Linked DNA regions of Homo sapiens: region 1 is linked to region 2. A link is an interaction called in ENCODE POLR2A ChIA-PET data of the cell type or tissue named here. Cell type or tissue: Caco-2. All regions are shown on one strand. Each heading gives the region's core, and the rest is flanking DNA. Links, peaks and the distances in the headings are about the cores only. Region 1 overlaps MYRF (myelin regulatory factor). Region 2 has its middle 18 kb from the start of FTH1.

Region 1 (11,086 bases), core at 2,986-5,485, 220 kb after region 2:
GGCATTTCTCCGCACCACCCACATTGGGGTGCCTGGCAGGGCCTGGGGCCGAATTGTGGGTAGGGGACCGCCCAGGATCCCCTCAGACCTACAGGGCACTTGGGGGGCAGTTACTAGTGTCCTTGATGATGGCACAGGGACTCAAAGACTCCCGCCCCAGACCGAAGGCCAGGACTTCTTCTCTCTTCCTGCACCCACTGAAGCCCCACAGCTTCCTGGAAACACAGGGCCCTAGGGGGCTGGGCCTCAGGGCATTCAGCAGGTCATGGGGGGCTGCCCCACCAGAGGCAGGTGTGGACTGGGAAGGGAGCCAGCACCACCGGGCCTGGGTTTATTTTTTTCTTGCAGGTTTCACTTTTATCAGTGTTCAGGAAAAAGAACAAACTCAACCCAAGAGGTCAACACGTCCTGCGTGAACCCTGTGCTCACCCAGCAAGTGGAAGGCTGTGGCCATATGGGATCCAGCTCTTTGGCCATCCCTGGTCCCCACATCTGGAGCAACTCCCCATTCCCATGCCCAGGGAACTGCCAGAGAGGCCATGGCCCTGTTGTGGACACAGCCCTGGGGCTGGCTCCAGAGTCCCCCTGCATCCCTGTGCCAGCCACCCACCCACCTTCGGGGCCTCATGTAGAAACCTATACAACGATTCAAGAACACAGACCCTGCAGGTTTTGTGTGAATGATACAAAAACGTGTATGGGGACTCAAACCCATACTCCTCGCCACAGCCTCAGGCCCCCTGGGCTGCCACTCCGTCCTGTACTTCCCTGACAATGGCCAGGCCTTCTGTAATGTGTTAAGGTCTTTCACACCCTGCAGTCCCTGCAGTCCCATGCCCCAAGTCCACAGCACCTTGTGTTCTCTCCTCTTAAGTTCCTCTGGCACCTGATTATTCCTCTACTTGGAGATGTACTGGTGAATACCTCTCCCCAGTTAGGCTTCAGGAGCCACTGCAGAGCCGTGTGTCTGTTTTTTTTCTTTTCTTTCTTTTTTTTTTTTTTTTGAGACAGAGTCTCGCTCTGTCACCCAGGCTGGAGTCCAGTGGCACAATCACCACTCACTGTAACCTCCACCTCCCAGGTTCAAACGATTCTTGTGCCTCAGCCTCCCAAGTAGCTGGGATTACAGGCATGCGCCACCACACCCAACTAATTTTTGTATTTTTAGTACAGACAGGGTTTCACCATATTGCCCAGGCCGGTCTCAAACTCCAGGCCTCAAGTGATCTGCCCACTTCAGCCTGCCAAAGTGCTGGGATTACAGGCATGAGCCACCGCACCTGGCCTTTTTTTTTTTTTTTTTTTTTTGAGACAGGGTCTTACTCTGTCCCTAGCAGTGGCATGATCACAGCTCACTGTAGCCTCGACCTCCCTGGCTCAAACTATTCTCTCACCTCAGCCTCTCGAGTAGCTGGGACTATAGGCACACGCCACCACACCCAGCTAATTTTTGTATTTTTTGTAGAGATGGGGTTTCATCATGTTGCAGACTGGTCTTGAACTCCTGGGCTCAAGCAATATGCCTACCTTGGCCTTCCAAAGTGCTGGGATTACAGGTGTGTGCCACCACACCCAGCCTCATGTCTGTCTTGTTTATCACCTAGACTCAGGTCTGGCCCTGGGTCCCTTCCTGGAGTGGCCCTGCCCACAGAGTCCCTGTGTGGCTCTGGACAAGCCCCTTTCCCTCTCTGAGCCTCAGTGTGCCATTAAAATCCTGACGGTAGCAGTGGCCAGGGCTCCTTGTGGGGTCTCCCAGGAGCTGGATACCCAGGAAGGCTGATGAGCTCACGCAATCATAGGCACATGATACAGCAGTGGGCACCAGCAGGCGCTTACCAAATGTTAGTTCTCCTCCCTCTGCCCCCAGGGGCCTGTAGTTTAGGAACAGCCTCACAGCCTCAAGCAAACAGTTTGCCTTCTGCAGCAAAGGTTCACCCCTGGCACCCCAAGCCTGGCCTCCACTCCCTTCTCCCCAAAAGCCAGGGAGCTCAGGAAGCACGGCCGGCCATGTGTCCATGGCCACCATGCACCCAGGGCATCCTCTGTGCCCTTGTTGCTTCCCACGATAATCTTGAGGGGTAAGCATTTGAGGGCTCACTTCACAGAAGAAACTGAGGCCATGGGTTACCGAGGCAGACGGCTGATAAATGGGGAAGCTGAAGTTGGAGCCAGGCTGTCTGAACACAGAGTTCATGCACCTAGTGTTTTAATGCTCTTCCACCCAGAGACAGGGGCCCCTACATTTGCCCTGAGCTCCCCTGCAGACCCATGCTCCCAGCCTCCCGCTGTGAGCATGTGCCCCGGGAGCTGCCCTGGAGTCTGGCTGGCCGGGTGGCTGCCTGGAACCTTTGGTCAAAGCCAGGCCTAAGGTTCAGCCCTGGGTCAGGCCCTTGGTGTGGACTCCTCAGAAAGATGGGGGGAAGGGCCTGGGTTCTGGGCCCCATGAGGCTTGCTTGGGTAGGGGGGAACTGAGGTGCCACATCTGAGCCATGGGCCAGCTCCTGTGGCCACAGTACACGTCAGCTGGATGCGTAAGTGGGTGGGCTTGGCGCGCGTGCACGGGTATGCAGGTGTTCCCATGAAGGTAAACAGTCACAGCCTCCAGTCCCGCCGCTTCCTGTCCACTCTCCACACAGCATCGAGATTTTTCTAGCACTTACGTCAGCCCTCATCACTCCCATGCTTAGAAGCTTTGTGGCTGCCCACTGCCTCAGAACAAAGCCCAGGAGTCCCCCCTTGACCTGGACTCATCCTCCCTTCCCTCACCTGCCCACGCACAGCCAGTCACCCAGCCCATCCCATGCCAGGCCAGTGTCTAGCACCTCCCAGGTCACGGCCACAGCCCTGCTCCCTGCCTGCCCCTATGCCGCTGTATCCCCCTACTCCCTGCCCTTACTCACCCTGGGGCATAGGGAGCCTTGGGCTCAGCCTTGATGGGGGGCCCGGTGCCCCCCGGGAAGGGCTTGGGGGCAGCGCCCATGCCGTTGTTGTTGTTGCAGTTCAGCGGGGTGCCGTAGCCCGGGGGTGGGAGGGGACCATGGCGCCCCGGGGAGGGTCCACCCCCAGGGGGGCTCAGGTGGTGGACCCCGCTGGAGCCAGGCATCGCAGGCTGCCCGTGGGAGTAGGAGGCCGAGCTGGCTGGAGCAGAGATGTCAGGGAAGCAGCTGCGGGGAAGGGGGGCGGCTCAGCTCCAGCCAGGACCCCAGCCCCAGCAGGGAAGTAGCCGCCCCCTCCCTGCAGGGAACTATGGAGATTTCGGAGGAGTCAGTGGCTGGGAAGGGACGAGGAGCAGCTTTCAGAGGTGGGACCACAGCAGACCCCAGGTCCGGCCCTCAGACCTCCCTGGTGACAGAAGGGAGGCGAAGGGCTGGGGCTGGGCGGGTGCAGGCCGGGCGAGGGGGCCACTCACAGGTCGGAGGCATCCTCCTTGCTGATGTACTCCTCCAGGATGCTGGTGTCTATGTTGGAGGGCTCCAGGGCACCGTTGATGTCGTGGCCTGCAGGGCAGGAGAGATGGGCTAGGGAAGAGGCCCAGCTCCCTGCAGACCCTGGGCTTCAGGGCCCAGCCCTCCATCCCTGCCCAGGCTGGCCCTCCAAAACAGATGCCCCTGCTCCTTCCCACCCAGGTATCCATGTGGGGGCCGGCTCTCACCCTCCACTGCCTGGCACCCCTCCAGGAAGCACTGATAATGCCCCCCCGCCCCACCACAAGGCCACCTTGAGTCTCAGAGGAGGAGAGGGGCCCAGGGCATGGATCTGGGTACAGAGAGGCCGATCCTGCCATGCCTCTTTCTAGCTGTGTGACAGGGAACAAGTCCTTTCCACTAATCTGTCAAATGGGGTCACTGTGCCTCTGTCTTATGGGGTGCTGTGAGGCACAAATGAGGTGCTTACTGAGTCGAGAGCCCCGTGGGTGCCCACTGCCCTCGATGGGATGGCTCGGACCCAACAGGCACTGTCCTGCCGTGTCCTCCAGGGGTCAGTCCAGATGGCCCAGCTCCAGGAACGCAGGAGCACGAGGCCTGGCTGAGTGGGACCATATATCCTGGGGGCCCACAGGGCTGTGGGAGTCTCCTGCACCCAGGCCCTGGCCGCAGGCGGGAGTGGGGATCAGAATCAGGAGAGCTCCCTGCACCCTCATTGGATATGCCCATCACCCTGTTGGGCACAGGCGGGGGAACTTAGCCCCCTTTTTCCAGAGGAGGCAGAAGCCTAGAGAAGGAAGGGCTTGCCCCGGCCTCCCAGCAGGGAATGATGGCCGCCAGAGCTCCACTCCTCTGCCTGCCGCCCTCTCCTGGGCCCTCTGCGCTGGCCCCGGCCCCACCAAGGGGAGGGGCCCCTAGAGGAAAGGCAGCCAGGGCTCTTGGGCATCATGAGGGAGGACGGGGGAGGTGCCGGCCTTTCCCCTCCCAGGGTCACCTTGCAGGGGGAGCCAGAGGGCGGGGTGATAAGGGGGCTGACGTGGGAGATGCGTCAACCCCGATAATGGAGGACAGCCCCACCCACACGGCTGACCCGGGCTGGCCAGCCCCACTGAGGCAGGAGGGCCCCTCCCACAGGCCTCTGGAGCCTGAGTCTGGGGTCTGCCCTCTCCTGTTGAGCTCAGACAGGTCCAGGAACAAATCCTGGCTCAGCCACTCCCTGCTGAGTGACCTTGGGCAGGTCACATGCACTCTCTGCGCCTCAGTCTCCTCATTCGTGCAATGGGGACATGTACAGCTATGGCTTCAAGGGGCTGTTTTGAGTATGAAACGAGATGAGGTGTGTGAAGTGCCAGCCACTTTAGTGGGTGCTCATCGGTCGGAACAGCCGTCCTCACTTCCCAGCCCCAGAGCCCTGGGGTCCCCGGGAGCCCCCCGCCCAGGCCCCTCCCTGGCCTCAGCCGGCATTTCAAGAATGCTGAGCCCCGCTTAGGTGATTAATGAGCGGCTAAGCCCTCCTAGGAGTCACGCGCTGCCTGCGACAGGCCAGGGCCCTCCTGCTGACCCCCACCCCCAGCTCGCCCAGCTAGGAACAAGGGACACCCACCACGCACCACCAATGGCCGTCCAGGGCGGTGTGGCCGGGGCAAGAGCAGCTTCTCGAGCTGGGCGTGGCCAGTCTGTGTGCCTGGGTTCCAGGACCCTGCCTCTGCTCAAGCCCCACCCTGCTGTAACCACGGGTCCCATTTACTGAGTGCCTACTGTGTGCCAGGCATTTTGTGAATCAAATACATTAATAATCACAGGAGTTTCTTTACTTTATTTCTTTTTTTTTTGAGACTGAGTCTTGCTCGGTCTCCCAGGCTGGAGTGCAGTGGTGCAATCTTGGTTCACTGCAACCTCCACCTCCCAGGTTCCAGCGATTCTCCCACCTCAGCCTCCCGAGTAGCTGAGATTACAGGCGCCCGCCACCACACACGGCTAATTTTTTGTATTTTTAGTAGAGACAGAGTTTCACCATGTTGGCCAGGCTGGTCTTGAACTCCTGACCTCAGGTGATCTGCCCGCCTCAGCCTCCCAAAGTGCTGGGATTACAGGCGTGAGCCACCACGCCCAGCCTAATCACAGAAGTTTCTTATGCGCAAGGCATCCTGCAGGCTCTTCACCTGCGGTGTGTTACTCAATCCTCCCAGCCCAGAATGCTGACCATGACAGAGACAGTGACTTGACAGTGGCTCATAGTGAGTATCTCCCAGTGCTTCTCAACTCATCATGGCGATGATGACAAAGACAGTGGTGGTGACAGTGACTGCAGCTCACACTGACTGCCTACCAGGCCAGGGACGATTCTAAGTGCTTTATGCATTTTCCCTCTCTAAACAGTGGGGATGTTCAGATAGGTAACATAATCACCATCCCCTGTTCAGAGAGGTCAAGTCTCTTACCCAAGGCAACATGGCAAGGAGGATTCCAACCAGGTGCAGGGGTCTGACTCCACGAGGGAGAGTGTGACTGGCGGTTGCTGTGCCTTCCCCACCCCACCTGGAGCGTCGCCCCCACCCTGGCCGCTGAAGCTGCAAGTTTTTGAGCCTGAACTTGGAATCTACGGTGAATGATGGGCTGATGCAGTCATGGTGTTGCTATTTATAACAGACCCAGCCCCCTCCTCTCCTGGCCAGGAGCACTCCTAATCGCCCCTAATCCTCCTGCCCACCTCCCTCGGGATAGGGGGCCTCAGGCAGAGGCATCCTGGGAGACCCTAACGAGAACCAGATGTGCTTTGGGGGAGGAGGGACCCTCCCGTGCCAGGGTCCGGGCGGACGGAGGATGGAGGAAGGAGGCGGGAGGAGGGAACTGATGGGGCAGCGTTGCGGGGAGGCCAGTGGGTGGGGAAGAAGTTTGAGGGTTGGGGGCTCGGAGGGCCTCCTGAGGAACGCTGACCCCACACCTTCTCCTGGAAGCCCTGGAGGCCGCGTCGTCTCTTTCCCACGCCGCTCGGCCCCCAGCCCGCCCGTGAACCACACTGGAGATTTCTAACAGACTTTCCAGGTGGACAAGACAAGGGTGGGGGCTTGCCGAAGCTGGGATAGAGCCCCCAAGAACCCAGGACAGGGGCAGGGTCCCATGGGCACACTCTCGGGAGCGCCCCTCCCCACTGCTCCCAAAAGAGCCCCAGAACATCACTGGAGCCCAAGCAGGGGTACCTGCCAGGCAGGAAGCGGAACATGGGCCATATGGCTCGTTCTGATCCTCAAGACCTCTCTGAGAGAAGGGAAGCCGGGCCCGCCAGAGGCTGCCCGAGGCTGCCCAGGGCCCAATAACCCGAAAACAGCACCATGAGCTCACAAACCAGCATCTCTGTCCTTCCCTTCTCAAACCCTTCAACAACTTCCCACTGCTGGGGAGACACCCGGAGCCCTCTGGCAGTCCAAGGCCTGACATGGTCCCCTGCCTGCCCCCGACAGCCTTTTCTCCTTCCCCAGGTCCCCTGCCTCCCCTCCTCTCCGTGGTCAGCCCTTGCCTCCTTTCCATCCTCCATCCCACATCAAGGCCTTCACACATGCCATTCCATGCTGTTCCCTAAGCCTGAGAAAGCCAGGTCCTATTCAGGCTTTAGGTTTTGTCTTAAATGTAAATTCCCCCAAGAGGCCATCTCTGACTCTCCCATTCTGTTTAGCAAGGGATGGGCAGGGGCGTTGTAATTCCTCATCAGTTCTTTACCTTCCCGCCTACACACACCCCGCTGGGCAGGATGAGTGTCTGTCCACCACCCGCCCACCACCCACAGCTCACTCGCCCAGTGGCCACTCTGTGCCCAGCCCTGTGCCATGCACTTTACATGGCTCATATTGAATTCTCATCCCAACCTACAAGGTAGGTGATTTTCTTTTTCTTCATTTTATAGATGAGGAAACTGAGGCTCAGAAAGGATGGGCATGTGCCCATAGCTTACAGGGGCAGGCACTGGGCTATGAGCGCTGCCCTGTTCTGTCTCTCTGGGATATAGTATCCCAGCACACAGCAGGCACCCAGGAAATGTTCACGGAGTGGATGAGCCAAGTGGCCAGTGAGGGACCTCGGCCAGGCCATGCTGTGGCCAGGGCCGGGGCTACCTGGGGCCCCTCCAGGTCCTGCCCCTGCCCTGCTGAGCTGTGTGCCTCAGCTGCTCCTCATTAATTAGGCCCTTTATTACCTGCCTGGAACAGGAACCAGACACTGCCCCTTCCCAGGCAGGCTGCGATCCAGACTATGGGAAGGCAGCCCCCTCCCCTCCGCTCCGCTCTTCTCTCCTCGTCTCCTTAAGGCCACCCCAGCTGGCCAGGAAAGGAACGGAGGGCACCCAAGCCAGGTGCAGGATGAGAGCAGGCAGGGGCCCAGGTGGTCCCTCCACCCAGGACCCCTCCCTTCCGCCCCTCCTTGTGCTTATGTGCCCCCCCCCCCACCAGCTGTGGCCGTTGGCTGAGTCTCGGCCATTGTCCCGGGGAACGGGGGAGGGTGGGGACACGGCACAGTGGGAGGCTTGTGCCCTGCCCACCCCCTCCCCTGCCCCGTCAATGAGGCACTTGTCAATTCATGCCCCAAACATGGCGGAAATCCCGTCAGCCACGTGGCTGTGGGTAGGGTGGGCCGGGGCCCGAGGATGCTGGCCAGGCTTGGTGGATCTGAACCTGGGGTGCAGAGGACACCAGGGCCCAGGCCTATTTCCGACAACCCCAGTTGCTCTGAGTGTCCTCTCAGAGCATCTGAACCTGAAGGATGCCCTAGCTTCAGGCAGCAGCTGAGGGCCAGGGTGGTAGCAGTCAAGGGACAGCCCACCTGGGCATAACCACGATGCCCAGAGAGACCTCCAGAGTCAAAGAGGCCTGGTTTCTAATGTGGACTTCCCACTTGATGGCTATGACCCTCAGCAAGTGACCTGAGCCCTGGCTTCCTTCTCCATCAGATGGAGCACGAATCCCTGCCATGGAGTGAACCTTAAACGAGGTGACCCCCAGGAGGCCATTCCGCAGTCAGGGTGAACCGCCCTGTTTCCATCTCTCTTAGGACTCCCATCTCCTTTCCTGCCTGCACACCTCCGCCCAGGCTGTCCCCTCTCCCCCAGGCCCCTCCGCCTTGCTGCACACGTGCTCCAGAGCCTCCGAGGGACATCCTCACCTTCTCCTAAGTCCCTCTGAGGCATGGTCAGCACTCTGCTGCTATTCTTACACATGCACAGCACAGTCCAGCCTCCGGGCCTCGGCCCCAGCCATCCCTTCCAGTGGGTCAGCCTTCTGCGACTGCCTCCCTGCCTGCCCTGGCAGCCCCTCCCCATCGCCCCAGTCACAGAGGGCCCCCAGTGCTGTGGCTCATCTCCCAACCAGTTTACATGGGGGCAAGGCACAGTGGCCTCACCTCCTTTGGTTTGGGCTTTCTCTCTTTATTAATATGATCTATGGCCAGGCGCGGTGGCTCACACCTGTAATCCCAGCACTTTGGGAGGCCGAGGTGGGCAGATCACAAGGTCAGGAGTTCGAGACCAGCTTGATCAACATGGTGAAACGCTGTCTCTCCTAAAAATACAAAAATTAGCCAGGCATGGTGGCACGTGCCTGTAATCCCAGCTACTCAGGAGGCTGAGGCAGGAGAATCACTTGAAACCGGGAGGCGGAGGTTGCAGTGAGCCGAGATCGTGCCACCACACTCCAGCCTGGGCGACAGAGTGAGACTCTGTCTCAAAAAAAAAAAATCTATAACTGCTAGCTGCCCTGCTTCAGGCTTCAACTTGTGACCAGAGCCGTCTTAGTCAAAATGCCTTCAGGTCAGATGTTTGCTTGTGCAAGCAACCCTTTGCCTCTCCGCATCAAATCTCAGTTAGCTTGGGCCCAGCAGCCACACCTGACAAAGATGGGGCTCTTGAGCCGTTTTTCTATCAGGTTCTTCGATCTGAGTCACAGTAGTCTTTGTTCTCTCCCAGCTTCTTACCAAAAATGCAGAAGAGCCCCCACAGGCTGCCTACAGAGACCCCTCTCTTTTTTTTTTACCTTTCTTTTTGAGACAAAGTTTCACTCTGTTGCCCAGGCTGGAGTGCAGTGGCACAATCTTGGCTCACTGCAACTTCCGCCTCCTGAGTTCAAGTGATTCTCCCACCTCAGCCTCCCAAGGAGCTGGGACTACAGGCGCCTGCCACCACGCCTGGCTAATTGTTGTATTTTTTGTAGAGACGGGATTTCACTATGTTGGCCAGGCTGGTCTCGAACTCCTGACCTCAGGTGATCCACCTGCCTCGGCCTCCCAAAGTGCTGGGATTACAGGCATGAGCCACTGGCCCAGCCGGAGAACCCTCTCTTCTAGGAGACCCAGAATCTTTAGCCACCCTTGGGCTATGGCTACATCCACTCCAAGTCCCCATGAAGCTGCCGCCCTGTCCTCAGGTCAACATAAGGCTGAACTCACAGCCCCAAGATGCTCCAAAGCCAGGTCCAACAGCACCGAGGCCAGCAGCTGCGACCTGTTCCTACTCTCTCCCACAGGGACCAGGGCAGGCAGGCCACCAGGTGCCAGGTAGAGACCCTGCAGCTTGGGGTGGACACAGGTCTCCACCAGGGTCACCTGTGCCCATCTGTGCCTACACACCGGCGTGGCCCCACGCAGGCACACTGCCAACACACACACATATATGTAAGGGCACACCCTGCAGTCAGGTATCCACTGACATGCGCATGATCACGTACCACCTGCCCCCTACTCACACATACACAGTACTGACACACAGTGGCATGCCCCACACATATACCCACACACATGCGCACACCAGCGTTCATCCGTGTGCCTTCATTCATTCAGCAGTTATTTACTGAGCACCTGTTATGTGCCAGGCAAGCATAGTGCCCAGCTTTGGGGCTACAGCAGTGAGCAAAAGGGACAAAAGCCTTGCCCACATGGAGCTGACATTCTAGGGAGCAGAGTCAGATGACGAGAGCAGCAAAATGCCTAGCATTCTAGAAGGTTCCAGATGGCGGGGACAGCCGGTGCAAAAGCCCTGAGGTACGAGCATGCCTGTGCATGTTCACACCTCAGCACACTTCACAGGTGTATATGCCAGGACACGCATGTACACAAACACTCACTGACCCGACGACAGGCCCAGGCCCACAGGCACAGCGTCACATGCATGGGTTAGGTTAGTGGCCACCCAGGAAGAGCTCCCACCTCCTCTTCTTCCCTCCAAGCCCCCTCCCCGCCTGCTGTCAGACCCTCCCTAAGCAGCTCCGGCTGGAGCCAGGCCCCACTGAGTGAACTCAGTGTCACAGGCACAACTTCCCTCCTCCAAGCTAGCAGGGCAGGGGATGGGGATCCCCTTGCCCCAGCCATAGAGGGAGAAGAGAGGGGAGTGAGGGAGGCCGGAGGGAGATAGGATCCTCAAACTCCACAAAGGAGAGACAGAGGCTGTGGTTGTGCACTCCGGTGGCTGCACGGACCCCGGTCAGCTGGAGGGAGAACTTCCCTCACTGATGCGACCTGGGGCACAGGGAGGACAGAATGTCCGGGAGCCCCCTCCATACTCTAGGCCGGCAGGGGGCTCCGGACCCAACTGTACTCCCCACCCAGGGGCTTTGCCCCTCCCCCCCTCACTCCAGGCCTTGGCACTCGTGGGATCTAACTGCTAACATCACCCAACCTTGACC
Region 2 (11,086 bases), core at 3,605-6,104:
CATTTGGATTGATTCCATGTCTTTGCTGTTGTGAATAGTGCTGCAATGAACATACACATGCATGTATTTTTATAATAGAATGATTTATATTCCTTTGGGTATATAACCAGAAATGGTATTTCTGGTTCTAGGTCTTTGAGGAATCATCATCACACTGTCTTCCACAATGGTTGAACTAATTTACACTCCCATCAACAGTATAAAAGCGTTCCCTCTTTCTCCACAGCCTCAACAGCATCTGTTGTTTCTTGACTTTTTAATAATCGCCATTCTGACTGGTGTGAGATGGAATCTCATTGTGGTTTTGATTTGCATGTCTCTAATGATCAGTGAAGTTGAGCTTTTTTTCATACATTTGTTGGCCACATAAATATCTTCTTTAGAGAAGTGTCTGTCTGTTCATTCCTTTGCCCACTTTTTAATGGGGTTTTTTTTTTCTTGTAAATTTGTTTAGATTCTGGATATTAGACCTTTGTCAGACGGACAGATTGCAAAAATTTTCACCCAATCTGCAGGTTGTCTGTTCACTCTGATGATAGTTTCTTTTTCTGTGCAGAAGCTCTTTAGTTTAATTAGATCCCATTTGTCAGTTTTTGCTTTTGTTGCAATTACTTTTGACATTTTCATCATGAAATCTTTGCCCGTGCCTATGTCCTGAATGGTATTGCCTAGATTTTCTTCTAGGGTTTTTATAGTTTTGGGCTTTACATTTCAGTCTTTAATCCATCTTGAGTTAATTTTTGTATAAGGTGTAAGGAAGGGGTGCTGTTTCAGTTTTACACATATGGCTAGCCAGTTCTCCCAGCACCATTTATTAAAAAGGGAATCCTTTCCCCATTGCTTGTTTTTGTCAGGTTTGTCAAAGATCAGATGGTTTTAAGTGTGCAGTCTTATTTCTGAGATCTCTATTCTGTTCTATTGGTCTGTGTGTCTGTACTTGTACCAGTACCATGCTGTTTGGTTACTGTAGCCTTGTAGTATAGTTTGAAGTCAGGTAACATGATTCCTCCAGCTTTGTCCTTTTTGCTTAGGATAATCTTGGCTATACAGGCTCTTTTTTGGTTCCATATAAATTTCAAAGTAGTTTTTTCTAATTCTGCAAAGAATGTCAATGGTAGTTTAATGAGAATAGCATTGAATCTGTAAATTACTTTGGGCAGTATGGCCATTTTCATGATATTGCTTCTTCCTATCCACGAGCATAAAATGATTTTCCATTTGTTTGTGTCCTCTCTGATTTCCTTGAGCAGTGGTTTGTAGCTCTCCTTGAAGAAATCCTTCACTTCCCTTGTTAGCTGTATTCCTAGGTATTTTACTCTTTGTAGCAATTGTGAATGGGAGTTCATTCGTGATTTGGCTCTCTGTCTATTGTTGGTGTATAGGAATGCTTGTGATTTTTGCACATAGATTTTGTATCCTGAGACTTTGCAGAAGTTGCTTATCAGCTTAAGATGCTTTTGGGCTGAAACGATGGGGTTTTCTAGATATAGGATCATGTCATCTGCAAACAGAGACAGTTTGACTTCTTCTTTTCCCCTATTTGAATACCCTTTATATCTTTCTCTTGCCTAATTGCCCTGGCCAGAACTTCCAATACTATGTTGAATAAAAGCGGTGAGAGAGGACATCCTTGTCTTGTGCCAGTTTTCAAGGGGAATGCTTCCAGCTTTTGCCCATTCAGTATGATATTGGTTGTGGGAGTGTCATAAATGACTCTTATTATCTTTAGGTATGTTCCTTCAATCCTTAGTTTTACCACAAAATAATAAGAGCCATTTATGATGTTGAATTTTATCGAAGGCCTTTTCTGCATCTATTGAGATAATCATATGTTTTTTGCCTTTAGTTCTGTTGAATTATGTTTATTGACTTGCATCTGTTGAACCAGCCTTGCATCCCAGGGATGAAGCCAACTTGATCATGGTGGATAAGCTTTTTAATGTGCTGCTGCATTCAGTTTGCCAGTATTTTATTGAAGATTTCCACATGGATGTTCATCAGGGATATTGGCCTGAAGTTTTCTTTTTTTGTTGTATCTCTGCCAGGTTTTGGTATCAGAATGATGCTGACCTCGTAAAATGGGTTAGGGAGGAGTCCCTCCATTTCAATTGTTTGGAATAGTTTCAGAAGAAATGGTACCAGCTCCTCTTGGTACCTCTGGTAGAATTCAGCTGTAAAGCCATTTTGTAGACTATTTATTCCTGCCTCAATTTCAGAACTTGTTATTAGTCTGTTCAGGGATTCAACTTCTTCCTGGTTCAGTCTTTGAGGGGGTATGTGTCCAGGAATTTATCCATTTCTTCTGGATTTTCTAGTTTATTTGCATAGAGGGGTTTATAGTATTCTCTAATGGTTGTTTGTATTTCTGTGGGGTCAGTGGTGGTATCCCCTTTATCATTTTTTATTGTGTTTATCAGTCTAGCTAGCGATCTATTTTACTAATTTTTTCAAAAAGCCAGCTTTATTGATTTTTTTGAAGGTTTTTTTTTTTTTTTTTTTTTTTTTTGAGACAGAGTCTTGCTCTGTCACCAGGCTGGAGTGCAGAGGCACGATCTCGGCTCACTGCAACCTCCGCCTCCTGGGTTAAAGCGATTCTCCTGCCTCAGCGTCCCGAGTAGCTGGGACTTCAGGTGCATGCCACCGCGCCCAGCTAATTTTTGTATTTTTAGTACAGACAGGGTTTCACCATGTTGGCCAGGATGGTTTTTATCTCTTGACCTCATGATCTGCCCACCTTAGCCTCCCAAAGTGTTGGGATTACAGGCATGAGCCACCGCGCCTGGCTGAAAGGGCATGAGCCACTGCGCCTGGCTGAAGGGGTGTGAGCCACCGCGCCTGGCTGAAGGGTTTTTTGTGTCTGTATCTCCTTCAGTTCTGCTCTGATCTTGGTTATTTCATTTCTTCTGCTTGCTTTGGGGTTTGTTTGCCTTGGGTCTCTAGTTCTCTCAGTTGTGATGTTAGGGTGTAGATTTGAGATTTTTCTAGCTTTTAGATGTGGATATTTAGTGCTATAAATTTCCCTCTTAATACTGCTTTAGCTGTGTCCCAGAGATTCTGGTACATTGTCTCTTTGTTCTCATTGATTTCAAAGAACTTCTTGATTTCTTGATTTCTGCCTTAATTTCATTCTTTACCTAGGAGTCATTCAGGAGCAGGTTATTCAGTTTCCCTGTAGTTGTGTGGTTTTAAATGAGTTTCTTAATCACAAGCTCTAATTTGATTACGCTGTGGTCTGAGAGACTGTTTGTTATGATTTCAGTTCTTTTCCATTGCCAGGGAGTGTTTTACTTCAAATTCTGTGATCAAATTAGAGTAAGAGCCATGTGGTGCTGAGGAGAATGTATATGCTGTTGTTTTTGGGTAGAGAGTTCTGTAGATCTCTAACAGATCCACTTGATCCAGAGCTGAGTTCAAGTCCTGAATATCCTTGTTAATTTGCTGTCTCGATGATCTGTCTAATATTAACAGTGAAGCGTTAAAGTCTCCCACTATCATTGTGTGGGAGTCTAAGTCTCTTCGTAGATCGCTATGAACTTTTTTTATGAATCTGGGTGCTCCTGTGTTGGGTGCATACATGTATTCTGGATAGTTAGCTATTCTTATTAAATTGAACCGTTTACCATTATGTAATGTCCTTGTCTTTTTTTTTTTTTTTTTATCTTTGTTGGTTTAAACTCTGTTTTGTCAAAAACTAGGATTGCAACCCTTGCTTTTTTTCTGCATTCCGTTTGCTTGGTAAATTTTCCTCCCTTACTTTTTTCTGCTTTCTGTTTGCTTCGTAAATTTTCCTCCATCCCTTTATTTTGAGCCTGTGTGTCTTTGCACGTCAGATGGGTCTCTTGAATACAGCATACCTATGGGTCTTAACTCTATCCAGCTTGCTGTTCTGTGTCTTTTAATTGGGGCATTTAGCCCATTTACATTTAAGATTGTGTGAATTTGATCCTGTCATCATGATGCTAGCTGGTTATTTTGCAGACTTGCTGATGTAGTTGCTTCATAGTTTCATTGGTCTTTGTATTTCAGTGTGTTTTTGTAGTGGTTGGTAATGGGTTTTTCCTTCATGTTAGTGCTTCCTTCAGGAGCTCTTGCAAAGCAGGCCTGGTGGTGATGAATTACCTCAGCATTTGCTTGTCTGAAAAGGATTTTATTTCTCCTTCACTTATAAAGCTTAGTTTGGCAGGATATGAAATTCTGGGTTGGAAAATTCTTTTATTTAAAAATGTTGAATATTGGCCCCAATCTCTTCTGGCTTGTAGGGTTTCCACTGAGAGGTCCACTGTTAGTCTGATGGGCTTCCCTTTGAGGTGACCTGGCCTTTCTCTCTGGCTGCCCTTAACCTTTATTTTGACCTTGGAGAATCTGATGATTATGTGTCTTGGGGTTGATCTTCTCGTGGAGTATCTTACTGGGGTTATCTGGATTTCCTGAATTTGAATGTTGGCCTGCCTTGCTAGGGTGGGGAAGTTCTCCTGCAAGATATCCTGAAATATGTTTTCCAGCTTGGTTCCATTCTCCCGTCTCTTTCAGGTACCCTAATCATTTGTAAGTTCAGTCTTTTTACATAATCCCATAGTTCTCAGAGGTTTTGTTTGTTCCTTTTCATTCTTTTTTTCTCTCATCTTTTCTGACTGTCTTACTTTAGCAAGTTAGTCTTAAGCTCTGAAATTCTTTCCTCCGCTTGGTGTATTCAGCTATTGATACTGGTGGTTGCACTGTGAAGTTCTCATGTTGTATTTTTCAGCTCCATCAGGTCATTTATGTTCCTCTCTAAACTGGTTTTTCTGGTTAAGGGCTCCTGTAATGTTTTGTCATGGTTCTTATCTTCTTTGCATTGGGTTAGAACATGCTCCTTCAGCTCAGCGAAGTTTGTTCTTACTCACCTTCTAAAGGCCACTTCTGTCAGTTCATCCGTCTCAGCCTCAGCCTAGTTCTGAGCCCTTGCTGGAGAGGTGTTGCAATCATTTGTAGGAGAAGAAGCACTCTGGCTCTTTTGAGTTTTCAGCAATTTTTCATTGATTTTTTTCTCATCTTCATGAGTTTATCTAGCTTCGAGCTTCAAGGCTGCTGACCTTTGGATGGGGTTTGCGTGGGGACTTTTTTGTTGATGCTGTTTTTGTTTTTTCTTTCCGTTTGTTTGTTTTTCTTTTAACAGTCAGGCCAAAAAGCATATGAAAAGATGCTCACCGTCTTTTTTTTCAAGCGTATGAAAAGATGTTCACTAATCACCAGGGAATTGCAAATCAAAACCACAATGAGCTATCACCTTATGCCCATTGGAATAGCTACTATCAAAAAAACAAAAAGTGGGCTGGGTGCAGTGGCTCACGCCTGTAATCCCAGCACTTTGGGAGGCCGAGGCGGGCAGATTACCAGTTCGGCAGATTATGAGGTCAGCAGTTTGAGACCAGCCTGGCCAACATAGTGAAACCCTGTCTCTACTAAAACTACAAAAAAAAAAAAAATCAGGTGGGTGTGGTGGTGGGTGGCTGTAATCCCAGCTACTTGGGAGGCTGAGGCAGGAGAATCACTTGAACCCGGGAGGTGGAGGTTGCAGTGAGCTGAGACCGAGCCACTGCACTCCAGCCCAGGCAACAGTGCGACACTCTGTCTAAAAAAAAAAAAAAAAAAAAAAAAATTATCAAGTGTCAGTGAGGATGCGGAAAAACTGGAACTCTTGCAAACTGTTGGTAGGATTGTAAAATGGTGTACTGCTATGAAAAATGATATGGAGGCTCCTCAAAAAATTAAAAATAGAACTACCATATGATACTGCAATCCCACTTCTGAGTATATATCCTAAAGAATAAAAAACAGGATCTCAAAGAGATATCTGCATCCCCATGTTCATTATGACATTATCCACAATAGCCACGATGTGGAAGCAACCTAAATTTCTGTGGATGGATGAATGGATTTAAAAAACGTAGTATATACATACAATGAAATGTCATTCAGTCTTTTTTAAGAACCAGAAATCCTGTCATATACTATACCAACGATAACCCTGAAGACATCATGCTAAATGAAATAAGCCAATCACAAAAGGGGAAATATTGCATGATTCCACTTATAAGAAGTACCTAAAGTAATCAAATTCATAGAGACAGAAAGCAGAATGGTGGTTTCCAGGAGCTGAGGGGAGGGGAAATGGGGAGTTGTTGCTCAACGGGATGGAGTTTCAGCCATGGAAGAGAAAAAAGTCTGGGAGAACTCTCGTACAACAATGTACATATAGTTAGCAATATTGTGACGTACACTTAAAAGTTGTTAAGAGAGGGCTGGTGCAGTGGCTCACGCCTATAATCCCAACACTTTGGGAGGCCAAGGCGGCAGGATTGCTTGAGCCCAGCAGTTCAAGAACAGCCTGGGCAATATGGAAACACCTCTTCTCTACTAAAAATCAAAAAAGAGGCCAGGCGCGGTGGCTCATGCCTGTAATCCCAGCACTTTGGGAGGCAGAGATGGGCAGATCACCTGACCAACATGGAGAAACCCCGTCTCTACTAAAAATACAAAATTAGCCAGGCGTGGTGGCACATGCCTATAATCCCAGCTACTCGGGAGGCTGAGGGAGGAGAATCACTTGACCGGGAGGCAGAGGTTGCGGTGAGCCAAGATCGCGCCACTGCGCTCCAGCCTGAACAACAAGAGCGAAACTCCATCTCAAAAATAAAAAAATAAAAATAGTTAGCCAGGTGTGGTGGCACACACCTATAGTCCCAGCTACTCAGGAGGCTGAGGTGGGAGGATTGCTTGAGCCCAGAAGGTCGAGGTTGCAGTGAGCCATGTATGTGCCACTGCACTCCAGCCTGAGTGACAGAGCTAAACCCTGTCTCAAAAAAGGAAAAAAAAAAAAAAAAATAACAGAAGGGAGTCACCACACTGAGGCTAAGAGGCAGCTACAGCCCCTGGCCCTTTCACTCTTGCACCCCAGGATCATTGCTGAATTGACTTGGTTTGGGTATTTTACCTTCCTTAGCAAGGAAAGGGCACTTCCATTGGCAGGCTCTTCCATGGCTCTTTCAGGCTCTCAGGCTGCTCATCTGAATCCCACTGTGCCCCTTCCACACGTCTCTGCTGAGCCTATCTTTCTGGGCTACTGTGAACACAAGCTCTGGCTTAGCCATCTCTACTCCTCCAGAGCTTGGCTGCAAGCTTGGCTTAGAGTGGGCAGCCAACCAGTGTCAAATGGATCCCAAAGAAATTGGGTTTACTCGGCTCAATGGCAAGACTCAGTTAAGCCCCTCCAGTCTCCCCAGCTGGAAGAAATGCCCCTTCAGCAAAGAACACAGGGGAGAAATAGAGGTGACATTATCTCCAATTGACAAGTGACTACACAGAGGTCCAGAGAAGTTGGCAGCTTGTCCAAGGTCACCCAGCTAGTTAATGGCAGAGCTGGGACCAGCTTCCACAGTCCTGGCTCCAGGCCTGGTGTTCCTTCAGGGACACACACACAAATCACCATCACTGCCCTCAAACAGGCAGATTTCTCTATTAGGCAAGACAGGCCCAGGCCTAGTGCCTATGAGCTTTACAAGGGTCCAAGAAAATGTACTGGCTCCTAAATTTAAAAAGAAAACAGCAAAATTAATAAAAGTAAATGTTTATGAGCTGTAAAGCTGTCATCTGCAGTTGAGCTCAGGTCTTCTTTACTTATTTTTCGCTTATAACCAAGTGCCCCCATTTTTCTATGAAAAAGAGAATGGAAGCCAGGTGCAGTGGCTCACACCTGTAATCCCAGCACTTTGGGAGGCCGAGGTGGGTGGATCACCTAAGGTCAGCAGTTCGAGACCAGCCTGGCCAACATGGTGAAACTCCGTCTCTACTTAAAATACAAAAATTAGCTGGGTGTGGCGGCATTCGCCTGTAATCCCAGCTACTTGGGAGGCTGAGGCAGGAGAATCACTTAACCCAGGAGGCAGAGGTTGCAGTGAGCCAAGATCACGCCATTGCACTCCAGCCTGGGGAACGAGAGTGAAACTCTGTCAGAAAAAAAAAAAGAAAGAAAAGCCAGGCACGGTGGCTCACGCCTGTAATCCCAGCACTTTGGGAGGCCGAAGCAGGCGGATCACGAGGTCAGGAGATTGAGATCATCCTGGCTAAAATGGTGAAACCCCGTCTCTACTAAAAATACAAAAAATTAGGTGGGCGTGGTGGCAGGCGCCTGTAGTCCCAGCTACTTGGGAGGCTGAGACAGAAGAACGGCGTGAATCCGGGAGGCGGAGCTTGCAGTGAGCCAAGATTGTGCCACTGCACTCCAGCCTGGGCAACAGAGCGAGACTCCATCTAAAAAAAAAAAAAAAAAAAAACAAAGAAAGAAGAAAGACAGAGAGAGAGGAAGGAAGCAAGAAGGAGTTATTTTTAATTATTTTTTCTCTTCTCTTTCCTCTATTTCCCTATTATCTACATCCCACTTGTCCCTTTAGAAATGCAGTTATAACCTTTCACTTTCCCTTCACCAGACACTCCCTACAGGGCAAGTTTATCTAACTTCGTGCTTAGAAGCTCCAGGGTGGAACTCTGTCCCACCAGGGGACTGCCTTGAGAGACAACAGTCCATTTACAACCCAAAGCATGCCTGCTATGAAACTCTCTCCCACCTGGAGAGTTTTGGCCACCTTCACAACCCAGTTCTGTCCTCAAAGACGCCAACTCTCGGCCACCTGGTAGATAAGGCACCAAAGCAAGTACACAGCCCCCCACCTGCCTGCTTCCTCCCATGTGCCATTCATGTCTGTGTGCCAGGCACCCTTTAAAAGTACCCACCTTCCACGCCAAAAGTGAAGTGATACTCTTTTTTTTTTTTTTAGAAGGAGTCTTGCTGTGTTGCCCAGACTGAGTACAGTGGCATGATCTCAGCTCACAGCAACCTCTGCCTCCTGGGTTCAAGTGATTCTCCTGCCTCAGCCTCCTGGGTAGCTGGGATTATAGGCACCTGCCACCATGCCTGGCTAATTTTTGTATTTTTAGTAGAGATAGGGTTTCACCATGTTGGCCAGGCTGTCTCGAACTCCTGACCTCAGGTGATCTGCCTGCCTGTGCCTCCCAAAGTGCTGGGATTACAGGCATGAGCCACTGCGCCCAGCCCAAAGTGGTAGCCTTTTTTGTTTTTGCTTTGTTTTGCTTTGATTGTTTTTGAAACAGAGTTTTTCTCTTGTGGGCCAGGCTGGAGTGCAATGGCGTGATCTCAGCTCACCACAACCTCCGCCTCCTGGGTTCATGTGACTCTCCTGTCTCAGCCTCCCGAGTAGCTGGGATTACAGGCATGCGCCACTACGCCTGGTTAATTTTGTATTTTTAGTAGAGAAGGGGTTTCTCCATGTTGGTCAGGCTGGTCTTGAACTCCCGACCAAGATGATCCACCCGCCTTGGCCTCCCAAAGTGCTGGGATTACAGGCTTGAGCCACCTCGCCCAGCCCCAAGGTGGTACTCTTAAGGTAAGAAGCCTGTACCTCTTCCCCTAAGCTAGTTTTGAAATAAAAAGTCACTTTACTTATACCAGACCTCACTCTTATTATTTGGACTCTGCAAGTGGCAGGCAACTGAACCTGTGTTTTGGTTACAATGCTGCATGTGGAATGTGGGCATGTTTTAACGTGTTTGCCCTGATGTGCAGTGGGGCCTCCCAAATCTGAGTGCTGGGCTCCTAGAGGTCTTCACACAGATCCACATACAGCTCTGAAGTCTGAATGGTGCAGGCCTGAGTGTCCCAGCTGAGGTCACTGTACTCTGGTAAAATCAGACACCAGCAAGCGAGAGCAGAGAGCAATTGGTAAAAACTCTTCCTGTCTCCAGTGAGCCCTGGGGCCCAATGCCATTCAGAAGTGCTCATCAACTCCATTTCCTTAATTTGCTTAAACAACCATTAAGATTTAGACACTCCAAGAGGCAGTACTGGCTCAAGCAAGACCCAGTCAGACAAAGCTCAAGACCTTTTCACAATGCTTGTGAGATGCGGCAGGGCAGGGGGTCCTAACTTTACCCCTGGAAGAAGGAAGCCTGCAGCTCTGGAGGATGCTGGAAGACAGCCAGAGGATGAAGCCCGGTGGATGGGAGCGGATCTGAGAGAATCACAGAGAAACGGGGCCCGAGCCCTGATGGAACCACGTCTAAAGTCCACCTCGTCTGGGCTTTTCAACTCCACAAGTCAATAAATCCCCCTTGTTGCTTAATCTATTGTGGGTTGGGTTTTGTTGCTTGAAAGCAAAATCATCCCGACTGATGTGAGACCTCCCAGCTCTCTCCTCCATCCACCCAGGGCACCATCTCAGAAGCCATGTCTCTCCAGAGCGATTTTCCCTGGAGTATTTTTCACAGGGGTTGGTCTGGAGGCAACTGCACTCAGCCCTTCCATCCTAACACTGACAGTGATGACAGCCCATCTGAAATTCAGGACCTTTTCAGAAATATCCTCCTTCCCTGGGAACGGCAGAGAGTAAGGACATGCAAGAAGCCTGGCTCGGGTGGGATATCTGTGCCAAGGACTGATCACACAGCAAGACAGAGCTGCAGCATCCAGCATTTTTATTTATTTATTTTTTTGAGACGGAGTTTCACTCTTTTTGCCCAGGGTGCAGTGCAATGGTGCGATCTCAACTCACCGCAACCTCCGCCTCGTGGGTTCAAGCGATTCTCCTGCCTCAGCCTCCCGTGTAGCTGGGGTTACAGGTGCATGCCGCCACGTCTAATTTTGTATTTTTAGTAGAAACGGGGTTTCACCATGTTCGCCAGTCTAGTCTCAAACTCCTGACCTCAGGTGATCCGCCCGCCTCAGCCTCTCAAAGTGCTGGGATTACAGGCGCGAGCCACCGCGCCCAGCCCAGCATCCAGCATTTTTGTTGTTCCCCCTTATTCCCTCCATGCCTTGCTAGGGATAACCTGGTAAACAAACAGAAATCTCAAATTCAATAAGCACCCCCATTTGATAAGCATTTACTAAATCCCCATATGGGAGGCACCATGGGCAAACAGTGGAATGACAAGTGGATAACAGGATGGAGCCGAATGATCTGGGCAGTGGGTGGGGACAAGGAGCGGTTCAGAGTGTGGGCTCTGGACTGGAACAGCAGGTGTGTGTCCTTGG

Evidence for each region. ChIA-PET counts read pairs that join two places held together with the same protein. Peaks named below come from ENCODE experiments on the same cell type or tissue, not always from the same donor. Only the 100,000 strongest peaks of a DNase experiment are listed, where the experiment ranks them.
Region 1: POLR2A ChIA-PET joins it to region 2 with 7 read pairs; 2 of 35 experiments call an interaction of 5 or more read pairs at or near these places.

What each region holds. Positions count from the first base shown.
Region 1 is chr11:61,758,036-61,769,121 of GRCh38, reverse strand. MYRF (myelin regulatory factor) reads right to left here. Exons shown (of 27, transcript NM_001127392.3): 2 at 3,410-3,497; 3 at 2,901-3,164. Among named protein-coding and RNA genes, the nearest start is that of MYRF-AS1, 5.9 kb to the right of the region's middle. RefSeq lists enhancers at 1-443, 444-1,020, 7,327-8,083, 11,074-11,086. In Caco-2, for the core only: no CTCF peak of the experiment used is centred there; no DNase peak of the experiment used is centred there.
Region 2 is chr11:61,979,931-61,991,016 of GRCh38, reverse strand. No RefSeq gene overlaps it. Among named protein-coding and RNA genes, the nearest start is that of FTH1, 18 kb to the right of the region's middle. In Caco-2, for the core only: no CTCF peak of the experiment used is centred there; a DNase peak (open chromatin) is centred at 4,896.